Linked DNA regions of Homo sapiens: regions 1 and 3 are each linked to region 2. Evidence: chromatin contacts called from ENCODE Hi-C or POLR2A ChIA-PET data. All regions are on one chromosome and are shown on one strand. The core of a region is the stretch at or near the end of the contact, and the rest is flanking DNA. Distances in the headings are between cores, read along the strand shown.

Evidence for each region. Hi-C counts contacts between places; a loop is a spot of excess contacts on that map. ChIA-PET counts read pairs that join two places held with the same protein, here RNA polymerase II (POLR2A). Pooled maps may share reads with other maps.
Region 1: a loop to region 2 is called in a map of chondrocyte, with 2.5 times the contacts of the local background. The contact joins two enhancer-like sites. A Hi-C loop is called at or near these places in 1 of 168 maps with a recorded cell type or tissue (chondrocyte) and 3 of 50 pooled maps. POLR2A ChIA-PET finds 5 or more read pairs at or near these places in 1 of 52 experiments (activated CD4-positive, alpha-beta T cell).
Region 3: a loop to region 2 is called in a pooled map, with 2.9 times the contacts of the local background. The contact joins two enhancer-like sites. A Hi-C loop is called at or near these places in 2 of 168 maps with a recorded cell type or tissue (K562 and endothelial cell of umbilical vein) and 5 of 50 pooled maps. POLR2A ChIA-PET finds 5 or more read pairs at or near these places in 3 of 52 experiments (AG04450, CD8-positive, alpha-beta memory T cell and naive thymus-derived CD8-positive, alpha-beta T cell).

What each region holds. Positions count from the first base shown.
Region 1 is chr1:61,182,432-61,186,622 of GRCh38, forward strand. The region is part of intron 2 of NFIA (nuclear factor I A); the gene reads left to right. Among named protein-coding and RNA genes, the nearest start is that of NFIA-AS1, 69 kb to the right of the region's middle. Within about 2 kb of position 1,865, at least 29 of the 41 ENCODE cell types and tissues checked have a DNase peak (open chromatin) inside an H3K27ac peak, as active enhancers do.
Region 2 is chr1:61,837,485-61,841,756 of GRCh38, forward strand. All of the region lies in intron 17 of PATJ (PATJ crumbs cell polarity complex component), which reads left to right. Among named protein-coding and RNA genes, the nearest start is that of MIR12132, 6.5 kb to the right of the region's middle. Within about 2 kb of position 2,372, at least 3 of the 41 ENCODE cell types and tissues checked have a DNase peak (open chromatin) inside an H3K27ac peak, as active enhancers do.
Region 3 is chr1:61,089,269-61,093,807 of GRCh38, forward strand. All of the region lies in intron 2 of NFIA (nuclear factor I A), which reads left to right. Among named protein-coding and RNA genes, the nearest start is that of NFIA, 9.0 kb to the left of the region's middle. Within about 2 kb of position 1,528, at least 3 of the 41 ENCODE cell types and tissues checked have a DNase peak (open chromatin) inside an H3K27ac peak, as active enhancers do.

The sequences.
Region 1 (4,191 bases), core at 615-3,114, 660 kb before region 2:
CAATTGAAAATGAAATTGATGCATGATTTTAGCTTTGCAACAAATTCAACTTTAGAAATATCCTTAAGCCTAAGATTAATCAAGATTCAGGACCTTGAAGAATTTTCAAAGTTAGAACTGTAATTTGTGTAGGGACGTAAAATCTTTATTTTCAACAAACAGCAAATGTTTCCGTTAAACAAATGTGTATTTTATTTGAAACAGATGAAATCATAACAGTTTGGCTTGCTTTACCTAAGTTATTGTTCCATAATATCAAAAAAATTACTTAAAATAAGTTCTTCTCTTCATATTCCCCGAAGTTTTTGTCCAGTTTTCTGTATAGCTTTTTGGTTCAGCCAAAAAGAGACATTTCATTTGCAGCATTAGGGAAAAGTTTAATTATTGTTTATGAAGATAGAAATGTTATATGAATGACAGTGATTTAAAAATATTATTACTTATGATTGTAGTCAACCTTTTCCCCGAATATTGAAAACCATGAAAAGGCTTTGCCCTGACAGCTACATGCTTAGCATTAACTATACTTGCAAGTTTTCCAAAAAGATTTTTTTCAAGACCTGTTTTCATTTACTTCCTTTATCCTAATTAGAGATCGTAATCTTTTGATGGGCAGCTTCTCTTATTTCTACCTGTTTCAGTACTATAGTACTGGTAAAATGGCACAGTGTATATTTTGGTTCTTGGAGGGAGACTTGGGAGGATCCATTACTTTAAAATATTTTGTTGCAGCCACCTATCAGAGGTTTCTTTTAATTTCTTTTACTGCAGGAATTTCAGAGATGCTTAAATTATAGAATTATGGACTACAGAATTATAGAATACCTAGGGATGGGAATTGGGAGGTTTGTAGGAGGCGTGCACGTCAGAAGGTGGGAGCCATGCAGAAAGGTCACAGGTCTTATCTAGGTAGTTTCAAGGAGCAAATGCTTGTTTTGCAGTAGTGGTGGCAGGGTGGTTTGGCTCATTCAAGCCCCTTGCTCTGGAGGAACACCGATAAACCATCAGGATGTCTTTTCGTCTTGCGTTAACTGTGGCAAGGCTGTGCATTAAAGAACATAACCATCACTAAAAGGGTGGGAACACCCCAGCGACCAGTGGCCAGTGGCCAGGTGCTTTATGGTAACACCACAGACATGCCTGGCCAATCAGATGTGATCTTTTGCTGGCACTTGCTCCTTTGGCCCCCACTGCAGTAAACACTTTCCCTTGGATGTTGGTTTTCTGTTGTGTCTGGCAGCCACACAGGGCTGCTTGAACTTTAGCCAGAGGCAAATATTTATACATCAGAGTGTGCAGTGTTCAACTGGTCAGGCCTGAGAGGGAGAGGGAGAGACCTCCGTGCCTTTTAGCCAAAGAGGATATGTCCTTTTTTTCCCCTTCCCTTTCCACCGTGACATGGTAAAGTGGGACCATACTGGATGTCATTTGAGCTTGCTGCATGTGCTTCTCTCCAAAACGTACACGTGCGCAAACTTGGGATGTGCTTTCAAAAGAGAGGACGTCCTGACATTTCTGCCTGCTCCTTTAATTCCTCTTGGAAAGTTTACGGTTAATATTTTCCCTGGAACATTGTCAAGCTTTTGACAGTGCCTGAGTGTATGCCGAACTGTGAAATTGAGCCGGAGAAGCAAGTTGTGAGAAATCTGTTTCTACTCAGATCCGTAAGGTTTATGGGGGGGGGAAAAAAAACCAAAAAAAAAAAAAAAAACCCAAAAAAACAAAACAAAACAAAAAACAAAAAACTTCAGAGGGGAAACTGAGAATGGGACTCGGCTTGCTTCTCCTGGTGTGGGTTCAGGCCGCCATTTTAAGGAGCCAGTGAAGGGCGACGTTCCGCTCCTTACATGGCGGCTGTATTTACTCGGCCGCAGCCAATCAGCCGGCAGTGCCAAGCCACGTGACATGCCACGAGGGCACGCACAGCCATTTCCTTGTTTCTAAAAAACTTGCTACCTCCACAGAGTACTTTACCTTGTTTTGCATGCCAAATGTTCTTGCTGAATGTGTCTAGCAGACTGGCATTTGTCCATAAAGTTATTTTAGTAGGTAAAAAGTCTCTGAGCACTTGAGCTTTGTGCATTCTTTATGTAAAATGGATTTCCCTTCTTGGCCAGAGGCCAAGGGTACAGCACACTCGCTGGGTGAGAAGAGAGCTTCTCTGCTGAGAAACTGGTGGACCGACACACTCTAATTTTTTGGCTTCTGACCAAACAAGCTAGAAGGATGCCAAAATTCAACAAAATAACACATTATTGTGTGATAGGAGCCGTGCTCCAAGAGAGCAGGAACTCAGAGGAACTTCATACTGGCCCCTTTTAAAAAAGCATTGTCACTTTGGGGAGCTTTCTTAGAGAAACGAGAGGAAAATGGTAAAATGCAACCTGGAGAGTAAGGTATAATTTGCACATGAACACGAAGGAAGGAACTGAAAGAAAACAGAGGAGTTTAAAGTTACTTCTATGAACTTTTCCCAGACATAACACACAGTTCTCTGACTTGACTTACATTCTTTTAACCCTGAAAGTTCCATCTCTGTGTCTGAGCAGAATGCTGGACTGCTTAACGTTAATATGAGAACTAATGTGAGATTTAAACACTTTTAAAAGGTTTTAATGTCTAAGGATAGCTGCAAATTCCAAATATGAAAATTTGGCAGGCTTTTGGGGGGTAACAGAAAACTTTTTAAACTTACATGCTTTATCTTTGCACCCTGACATGTGTTAAGTGAGTCAAATCTTCCTGTTAATTACTCTTGTGACATTAGCAAGTTATGTAAGCCCACTATACCTGTTTCCACATATGTATAATGAAGACGTTAAAGAAGATAGGTAGTAGTCTTCTGAGCCCTAAAGAAATTGAATTTGAATAAACAACTGGAATAAGTATAAAATGCATTTCTAGTTTTTATGTGGAAATTTGTCAATCAAAAGGAAAAAAAGGGGAATATCTCCAGTTGAAGCCACCATCATCCTTACCCAGACTACTTGGGTAATCCTGAGTATTCCCTCTTTTTCCATTCTTGTTCCTTCACACCATAGCCAGAGTGGTATTTCAAAGAAGTTAGTTAGTTTATATCACTCTTCTGCGTAAGAACCTCCAATGTTTTCTTATGCATCTAGAATAAAATCCAAACTTGTTGCATTGGCCTGCAAAGACACTGCATGATCTGTCTGGCTTCTGTATCTACCTTTCTAACCCCACTTTTTTTTTTTTTTTTTTTTTAACCGTGACTCCTTAGATGCTCCAGCCATACTGGTTTCCTTTCAGTTTTCAGAACCTGCCATCCCATTTGCTACTTGTCTGCTTAGAATGCATTTTTCCCAGCTCCTTTTGTGGCTGGCTTATTCTTACCTTTCAGTTCTTTCAGTTCGAATAATAGCCCTGTAAAAGAGTGTTCTGTCTAAAATTGTCCTTCCTGTTTATATTTTCCATAATACTAATAACAGTCTGAAATGCTCTTGTTAATTTATTTGATTACTCATTTTATTTATTTATCTTTTGCACTATGATGTCAGTCCCACAAGGATGCAAACTACGTTTACTACCTTCTTTTCTACCTTTTGCACTTTTCCTAATCACATTGGGAATAAAATGTTGGGCAAGTTAGAATACTCCAAAATATTTCATTTACCTTAAATTTTACTCAATCCTACATTTTATTACCTATACTCATAAGAATTGTATTATAAAATACATTGTTAAACGAATGTTTTCAGTGCTCCATTGAGAGTCGGTGGAGCACACTGGTTGGGAGAAGACAGAGCTGTGAGCCATCCGTCTGCCTGTGCTTGAGTCTTGGCTCTGCCATTGACTAGTTGTATGAACTGCCGCAGGTGGTTCAGCCACTCAGAACCTCTGTAAAAGTGAGATGTAAAAACACTTTCTACATCATAGGATTATTGTGAAGATTAAATGTGATATGTTGTAAAATTCTGGTCACACAAGTATTAACTTACTGTTATTTTTGCTGCCACTGCTATTAATTAATGGCAGTGTGGCGGCTCAGTACTAGGCAATGGGCGTGCAACTGTGATGAGAAACGCTTCTGTCCATTAAATCGTTCAGTCAGTGGAAGAGACATGTATGTAAATAGGTAAGTTACCTACCATACATTGTGCCAAGACCTCTCACATTATGTGAACAGAATATTAAAGAATTATAAAAGAGGGAGCAATTGCCTCTGTTAAG
Region 2 (4,272 bases), core at 1,122-3,621:
TGAACTGAACTTTAGGAAAAGAGACCAGGCGCAGTGGCTCACACCTGTAATCCCAGCACTTTGGGAAGCCAAAGTGGGCAGATTGCTTGAGGCCAGAAGTTTGAGACCAGCCTGGCCAACATGGTGACACCCTGTCTGTACTAAAAAATACAAAAATTAGCCAGGCGTGGTGGTGCATGCCTGTAATCCTAGCTACTCAGGAGGCTGAGGCAGTAGAATCCTTTGAGCCTGGGAGGCGGAGGTTACGGTGAGCTGAGATTGCGCCACTGCACTCCAGCCTGGGAGACAGAGTGAGACTCTGTCTTAAAAAAAAAAAAAAAAAAGGGAAAGATGAGTGAGCAGATAAAGGAGCTTGAATTAGTCTATAGAACAATAGGGTAGCTCTCTGGACCGGTCAGTGACTCAGAATATTGATGAAAGTTGTGTAACTGAGCAGAGAAAAGAGGTATGCCTTTATACGTGAAATGATCAGCTGAGTCTGATACACAGTTCTACAACTGAGTCATATGGCCAAAGTACAAAGTGTGAAAATTCATTTCATTAAAGACATTTTAAATTAGATTGGGTCAAAGACAAAAGAGAAAGCAACAGGGAAGACAATAAATGTGATTAGGTTATAAGTTTCTTTATTAGCTCTTAGGGTACAGTGGTAGTAGCTTTGTTGGCTATTATTTGAACAGAGGTAGAATATTTGTTAGTCTCAAATACGCCTAGCCACTTCATGTAGTGGCTAGTTAAAATCCCACTCTGTATGTGTGCCGTATTAGGAGATTCACTGATCTCCATTGTCATGCCTTATAGGATTGTGTCATGGCAAACAATGCGTGTAATTTGTCAAGAGCATGAATATGATGGCTTGACTGAGTACTCTGTTTCTTTTTTTTTTTTGAGATGGAGTCTTGCTCAGTCGCCCAGGCTGGAGTGCAGTGGCGCGATCTCAGCTCACTGCAAGCTCCACCTCCCGGGTTCACGCCATTCTCCTGCCTCAGCCTCCTGAGTAGCTGGGACTACAGGCACCTGCTACCACGCCTGGCTAATTTTTTTTTTTTTTTTTTTTTTGTATTTTTAGTAGAGACGGGGTTTCACCGTGTTAGCCAGGATGGTCTCGATCTCCTGACCTCGTGATCCACCTGCCTTGGCCTCCCAAAGTGCTGGGATTACAGGCGTGAGCCACTGCGCCCGGCCGACTGAGTACTCTGTTTCTAAGCAACAAAACTCTTCAGAAACTTGGTTATAAGTTTTTATACTGTAATTTCTTGCCAGTTTGTAGGTGAGGTTTTTATATTATACCTTAGTTATCTCTGTCTTCTTTCCCTAGTATTTATGTGTAATGTCTTTATTCCTTAGACTATGGTCTCCGTGGAAGATTACTGATACTCCCACTAGTATTAATAACAATGTTAGGTAACATTTACTGAATGTTTACTGAGTGCCAGGTAATGTTCTAATTGCTTTACATGTATTAGGCTATGTATTCCTCACATGAACCATATGAAAGAGATACTCTTATTGTTGTCATTTTAGAAGTGAAGAAACTGAGGCACAGAAAACTTAAGTAATTAGTCCAATTCATACAGGTAGTATATGGTAGAACTGAAGCAGTTGGGCCCCAGGTCTTTTTTTTTCTTTCTTTTTCTTCTGCCGCCGACTCCTCCACCAGGTCTATGCCTTTAACCATCATACTATACTGCTCTTTCCTTTGTGAGTGCTATTTCCATGTGCATTTTATTATAGGGCATCCATACAGTAAACTTATTACAGAAGACCTTTCTGTTTTTTCAGCTTGTGAAAAATTTCATATCTTAAAAACTAAGCTACTAGATAGTATTCTCATTTTTCATGCTTATATGAAAGTTTAGCAGGTATTAAAAATTAATATAGTGTGCTCATATGCATTGTGTAAGAGCTAGTTTTATTGCTTCAGAAGACCATCATTGCAAATTTAAGAATCCTAAACTAGTGCAAGTAATTTGTTGTGGGTTAATGTTCAATAATGAAACAATGATTAGGTAGTCCAAGAGTCTGTAATTTTTAATTTCTACCAAAAAGCTTGAAAAAAAATTAGAACTGTATGGATTTTACCTTCAGTTGACCTTATAAATTAAACATGGCAAGTAGATATTTTCTGGTGTTTTGATTTATGTTGAACTTTGAATAACCCCTCATGATTATAATTCACTGGAAATGTTTGACATTAGCTAATTTTTGAACATTAGCCATGATATTGCCATCCTTGGTACTTTTTGAATTTCAGTGATTTAGAAGATAAAATTTATTAACCAATAATTCTCCTCCCTCCTACATCCTATTCCTCATTCCTCTCCCCTCTTGAGTGACTCAATTTTTGCCAAAGCTGATATTTTTGAAACACTATTTTTATCTCTCTCAAAGTCTGAGAGAGATAAAAATAGAAATCATAATAACATAGCCATTGGGAGGTGATTCATATGTAAATACTGTTAGTAATGCTTTAAAAATTTGCTCGAAACCAAAGTCAAATGGCGACTCATTAAAAAGAATAGTGGAAATATTTCTCCCTATAAAAATTGACAGTTATTAATTTTTCTTAAAAGAGGAAATGGGTTATAAAACCAAAATATAAAATATTGCAGTGTTACTGAGTCTTGAATATAGTATGCCTTAGTATTTGTGCAAAAAATCTAGTGTGTAGTTTTGACTGCCTATTAACTCTGTTAGAATTCTCTTTTTAAAAGATTTATAAAAGTTGTAGGACGGGATTGTATACATTTCATGTATGTCTTTAAGTTGTCTTTTTCCTTACCCTATGCACAACAGAATGACTTTCTGAGCACATTGAAAATGTTTTAAAAATAGGTAATACATACATATGGCAGAAAAATTCAAAGGTGTATAAAGATATCCTGTGACAAGTAAATCTACCTCTGACCATAATCCCTTACTTCTTCCAGGTAAAAAACCTTGGTTTTTCTTGTCCATCCTTCCAGAAACATTTTATATATACATGGTTATATAAGTAATAGTACTTATTTAATTTTAAAAAAACTTTGACATATAAATGGATTATATCATACACACTTTAAAGGCTCTGTATTTTTTTTCTTAAAATTATATGCTCTTTCATTTTGGTACTTATAGAGCTACCTCTTTTTAATGACTACATAGTATTTTTATTGTTGATGTACAATAATTTATTTCATCAGCCTCCTGTACCCAGTTGGTGGGCATTTTAAGTAAGGCTTTAGTGGATATTTTTGTGATACTCTTTTGTTAAAAGGTGGGAATAAATCTTGTAATAGGTAGGTGATAAATTCCTAGAAGTGGAATTACTCATCAGAAGAGCATACTGTATCTTTTAAATTTTGGTACATATTTACCAAATAGCTTGCATTTAAGTTTGTGAGACTCAAATATATTTAGACCACTTAAAATGGATCCTTTCTTATGTAGAGTTATTTCTTTATTCCGATAATTCTCATGGAAGATAGTGTAAGCAGGTGTGTAATTCATGAATTTGCTAATGGTTTTCTATGATGTGGACAGATTAAGTGATAGCAATATATAACTATCAATTTTGTTTCAACTTTATATATGGCGGTAATTAATTTATTGGCCTTTGTAGCTAAGTGGGCATAAAGTGTTTATATTCAGACTATGATATTAGTGCCCCAAACTCTATTTCTATTTCTTCCACTTAATTTTATTTATTTATTTCTTCTTCCACAAATTTTAATCTTGTTTTACTTTTGTTTATTAGAGAATTTAGCTTAAAGTGGTGGGGTTGGGGGGAGGGCATTAGGACTTTAATTTTTACCAAGAGATTTGAGAATTTGAGTAAATGCTAATATCAGTATATAGTTTTCAATAGCCTGTGCAAGCCTACTGTCTTCATGTTCATCTTAGCTAATCAGTTTACAGAATGTAGGATTTAGCATTTGATAGGTATTGATATAATTTTAACACATTAATAGTATATAGAGTGGTAACACTATAAAGTCAGGTATGTAACCATATTATTTCCAGAATCTAAAATATAAAGGATAGGCATGTACTATAAGTTATTATACAGTTTCACATTAATGCTCAAGGGATCTTATAACATGGCCACTGACATCTAGGTTTTTTTTTTCTCTTGCCTTTTTTTTTTTTGGGAGCTCTTTGGGTCCACGTCACCCATATAAGATATTGGTACTAAGCAAAATGCAGTCAATCTGCTACTAATGGCAGTATCTGTAGTCTTGCAGATATATCATATGCCTTACTGTTGAACAAACCACACAGCTGCATTTAAAG
Region 3 (4,539 bases), core at 278-2,777, 750 kb before region 2:
AATTGATGGAGAGGTTAATATTAAAAATAACCAACCTGTATATTGCATGAACACATTGAAAAATTGCTATTGATAATTGATGTAGTGAGTTGCTTTGATTGTAAAATCTTAAATTTTTTTTCTGTTTTTTCAAGGCATGTCTTACCTGTGCATGTTTCAGTGTTTAGAATAGCATGCAGGATAAAACTATTGAGGACTGGATAAAATAATGCATTTTTACTTTGTTCCTTTCGTCTTGTTTTAGACAAAAGGCTCATTGTGCTATGTGAACGCTCAGGTCTTGTGTAACTTGTTGACTTTATATATGTACATATCGGTCTTGCTAGATTACCTTCATGGCAGTTACTTGAGCCAGATGGAAGAAAGAGGGTTGTGGAATCCTACCAGTAGGTTGTTTTGGGGTTCAAATATTTAACGTTTTTTTTTCTTTTTTTTTTTTTTTTTTTACAAAGGAGAGATGTTACCTGTAAAAACACTGCACTTTTCTTCAAAACATTTTTAATTCTAAAAATGTTAGTGAGTTTTTAAAGAAGCCAGCTGATAGCCTGTTCTCTATTATTTTTCTCAATATATGTTTTAGAAAGAGAACTTTTGTTATCCATCTGCCCTTACATAAGAAACTGGAGAAATTAGCTTTGCAAGCATGTCACATCATCATTTGCATTCTGTTGGCAGGGGATAGATGAGTATTTTAGAGGATGTGAGCTGTAAGTGTTTCAAATATTTGGGTTTTCAAAAATGTATACTTAATTATAAGAATTGCCTTTTGCTTTAGCCAATTCTGGGTAGCAAGAATGAAAAGTCAGCACCTCTCAAGTGACCTCTAAGCAGGAATAAGTAGCCCTTTTTTAACCCACTCTTAACCCTGTTGTTGTTCATTTGTTTTGTTTACTGAAAAAGTAAAGTTAAAATTTTTAAAAAATGTGTCTGCATATGTTAAGCACAGCAAAACGCAAAAAAAGTATAGGTGTTACAGGTGCTTTCAAGAAGCACTCTTTAAAATCTTGTTTTTACCTTTTAGATATTTAGAAAAATATAACCTATAAATTATCCCGAATAGATGACCAACATCGAAACTTGAAAGTGCCAACAGGTGATGCAGATCATGATGTGTGCTTCCATATAAGATAACATCAAAATGAAATACCTGTGAAGTTTTTGTCGGTGTAAGCAGTGTCCATTCTAAGTTTTCGTCTTAAACATTTCTCTGTTATTTAAAGAAATGCAATCTTTTCGCTGTTCTCATTACGTGCCTTCTTTTTCGTCGTTGGTTTGTTACTGTGCTATTGCTCCCAATCCTTGAACTAACACAGTTGTTGGTTGTTGCAATGCCTGAAGGGGTTATGTTGGTAAAATGACATTTAGAAGGTTACTTAGGAGAGTTAGCATCCTTATTGCTTATGAAAGATTTATTGACAGCAGCATAGATCAGACTACTCTTCGGTTTGGTTTTCCTGATGTATCCCAGAATCCCTTGTTATGCCTGAATGCCAGCCAAATGTTTGGCCATTGGTTTTCACGGGACCGCAGTAATGGCTGCTTCTCTGTGCGCGCAACAGGAAGACTGTAAAAGAAAATATTAAGGGTCTTTTGTCTGAAAATATTTCAAATTTGATTTAAGAGATTCAGAGACCTGTTATTTGTGGAAGGGAAGCTGCCAATACAAATATGAGGTAGATCGGTCAACTTACATACAACTGATTTGACAAGCATCTGTTATAATACTGAAGATTTGTAAACACTAAACAATGTTTTTACCTCCTTAAAAGTTTTGAGAACTTGCCAGTATTGGCAGGAGGCAGAGACTCTGAAACGTGCTTCAAGATACATGCCAAAACCATTGTGGCCTTTTCACCTATAATGCGTTTTTTCTCGCTCTTTCTTTTAAATTGTTATATTTTTTTCCTTTCCAGAATGCCTTTTTTTCCCCCTAGATGGTCATAGAAATTAGATCTTCTTTTCCTTCTGAAATTTGTGTGTAATAATTCTTGCTTTATGTGTCCACCTTTCTTTGGTAGGAAGTTGAAATCTCAGAACATACGTGAGAATACTAGAAGCAAATGCAGAATCAATCTTTTTTTTTTTAAAGCGGAGGTGATTTATTCTAAGACTTATTGACATGCTAAAATATAATACATAAACTACATTCCAGTTTTTTCCCTCTAAATCCAGTGGCATTAGAACTGTGAATTTTGTGGCTGATAAGCAGTAACAAGTGTAATGAAATTGGAGTGATTTCATAAGCCTGAGAATTTCATCTTGTTAAAAGAACAAAACCATTTTATGCCCTTAATTTGGTCTCAATTTGAGTTGTCCTTCCCATGTATCATATGACAACTTGGGGATACTATGGTATTGTGGCAAATGGTTTTCTTTGTGGGTGTGTAACAGTAAAGCTAATTTATGACCAGTCTTTACCAGATGATCTGTATCAGAATCTACAATATACCCGGCACGTGGCAAGGTCACAATTTAAGTTGTTAAGGTCATAACCTTAGCCACCAGGCATTTGACCTTTTAGATAAAGTTAACCTTTGTTCATTAGTAGGCACTCAACCGAGAAGTTTCTGGAGAGTTGTTGTTTTTTTTTTTTTAACCACTTCTGTATAAACTTCTGGTAATGTAATCAGATTCTAGAAAGATTCTCAGTCAAATTAGTTAGATTTTGTGAAAGGTTATACTTTTTAAGGACTCATTTCTTGGATAGAGGCAGGTTGCTATTTTTAGGCCATAGAATGACAGTTTCACAATTTATATTTGATATTATTACCTGCCATGGGGTAGAATAAAAGCTTGGAGGCAGCTGTGTGGGGACATTTAAAATCTAAAATTAAACAAATTAATTTATGTTTAATTCAACTAAGGCCTTTGCTAATTTTCAAGTGACATTAGGCCTAAAAGCTAAATCACAGTGAGCCATCTTCACTTTTTGCAGATGAGGAATTTTCTAACATTAGAAGTATTTTTAGCAGTCTTAAAATTCAGTTTGAAAGATTAATAAGTGACCACAATTTGTCAGGTAATTGCTTTAATTGTTAATTAGCCAGTGACAAAGCAAGTTGCTGTTGTCCTAATGGCAGCAGTATGAGTACTTGTTAGTTTTAAGGTAGAAAGAGAACACTTTTGCACGGTAATCTTTTAGTGCAGTAGTTACTGATTGCTTCCATGCTGCTACCATTATTACCTTTACTTAATTTTGCTTGCATCAGGAATAGCAAAGATCCTTTCAATCACTGAAGGAGCTGTTTCAGTGTCTCGGAAGCCTGATACCTGTCCTATAAACCTACTCAACAGTATTACTGATTACCACATTACCTGTACCATATTGTTCACTTAATTATGCTGACATGAATGCTCATTTCAAATTATTTAGATTCTTGCTAGTTTTGTTCTGCTGTACCTCATATTATTCCATTTCAGCCAAAAGAGAGCTACTCCCATTCAGGTGCATTTTAGTTTTATTTTGGCTTCGTGATTGCCATTCCTTCATATAGTAATAGAGAAAGCCGTGATATGCAGATAGACCAGATGGTCATGTTGACAGATTGAGAATTCACTTCCTACTGCTTCAGAGCAGGTGTAAGATTAGGAGTGTCTGTGTAGGGGCGTGTGTGTGCTTCGTGTGCATGTGCGTGCACATCCAGGCTGCACAGAGTGCTGTTTGAGCAATGGGAATGATTTCTTTTTTGAAATGCTAGTATTTTAAATACAGTGTAATTATACAGATAAGGTTTTCAGTGCATATAGAATATTATAATTTTTATAAATAAATCGCATTAGATTGTTACAGTTTATAATTTTATGCCAAATTAATTATGAAAATTATTTTAATTTTTAGGTAACTTCCTACATTAGTTTGAGGCAACATTGCATATCCAAAATATATTCAATATATTCTTTTAGCAGCTACATGTATGTGTGTTTACATTCAAATCTAGGACTATACGTTTTTGTAATTAAACTTTTTCAGTAACTTAATAAACACCCTAGTAGAAAGTTGTGCAGTTACTTCCTGTGATTTGTAATTATTAATAAAGTGTGTTTGGAAAAAGAATATACACTGTATATTGTATACACAATATACACAATATACACTGTATATTGTAAAACTAATATACAGTGATATTTAAATTAGGAGAGTAAGGATCACCCTATCAAACTCTAGCTTTAAGCTCAAGGTGGATTTTTTGGCTGATCAAGCTATTGTAAATTATTGATATATGGCATATTTTTAGAAATTTTAATTTATCTTTTAATTCTTCAAAAAAGATAGCAGTAGCAGTCAACAAATTTGAGATAAATATTGATTTTACATCCTTGAGTGTTTTCTGTGTAACTTGAGGATAGTAACAATATCCTTTACCTAGAATGTAGTAACAAAATCCTTTATCTGGAATGTAGTGCAAAAGATGGTAGTTCTAAGGCAGAGAGTGTACAGGAATAGGGAGAAATAGTTGTTCTGGAGTAAACCTTTGAATGGAAGTCAGTTCATTTATGGCTAAGAGGTTGAGTGTGTTGGTAAGAAAATTTCCCAATGCT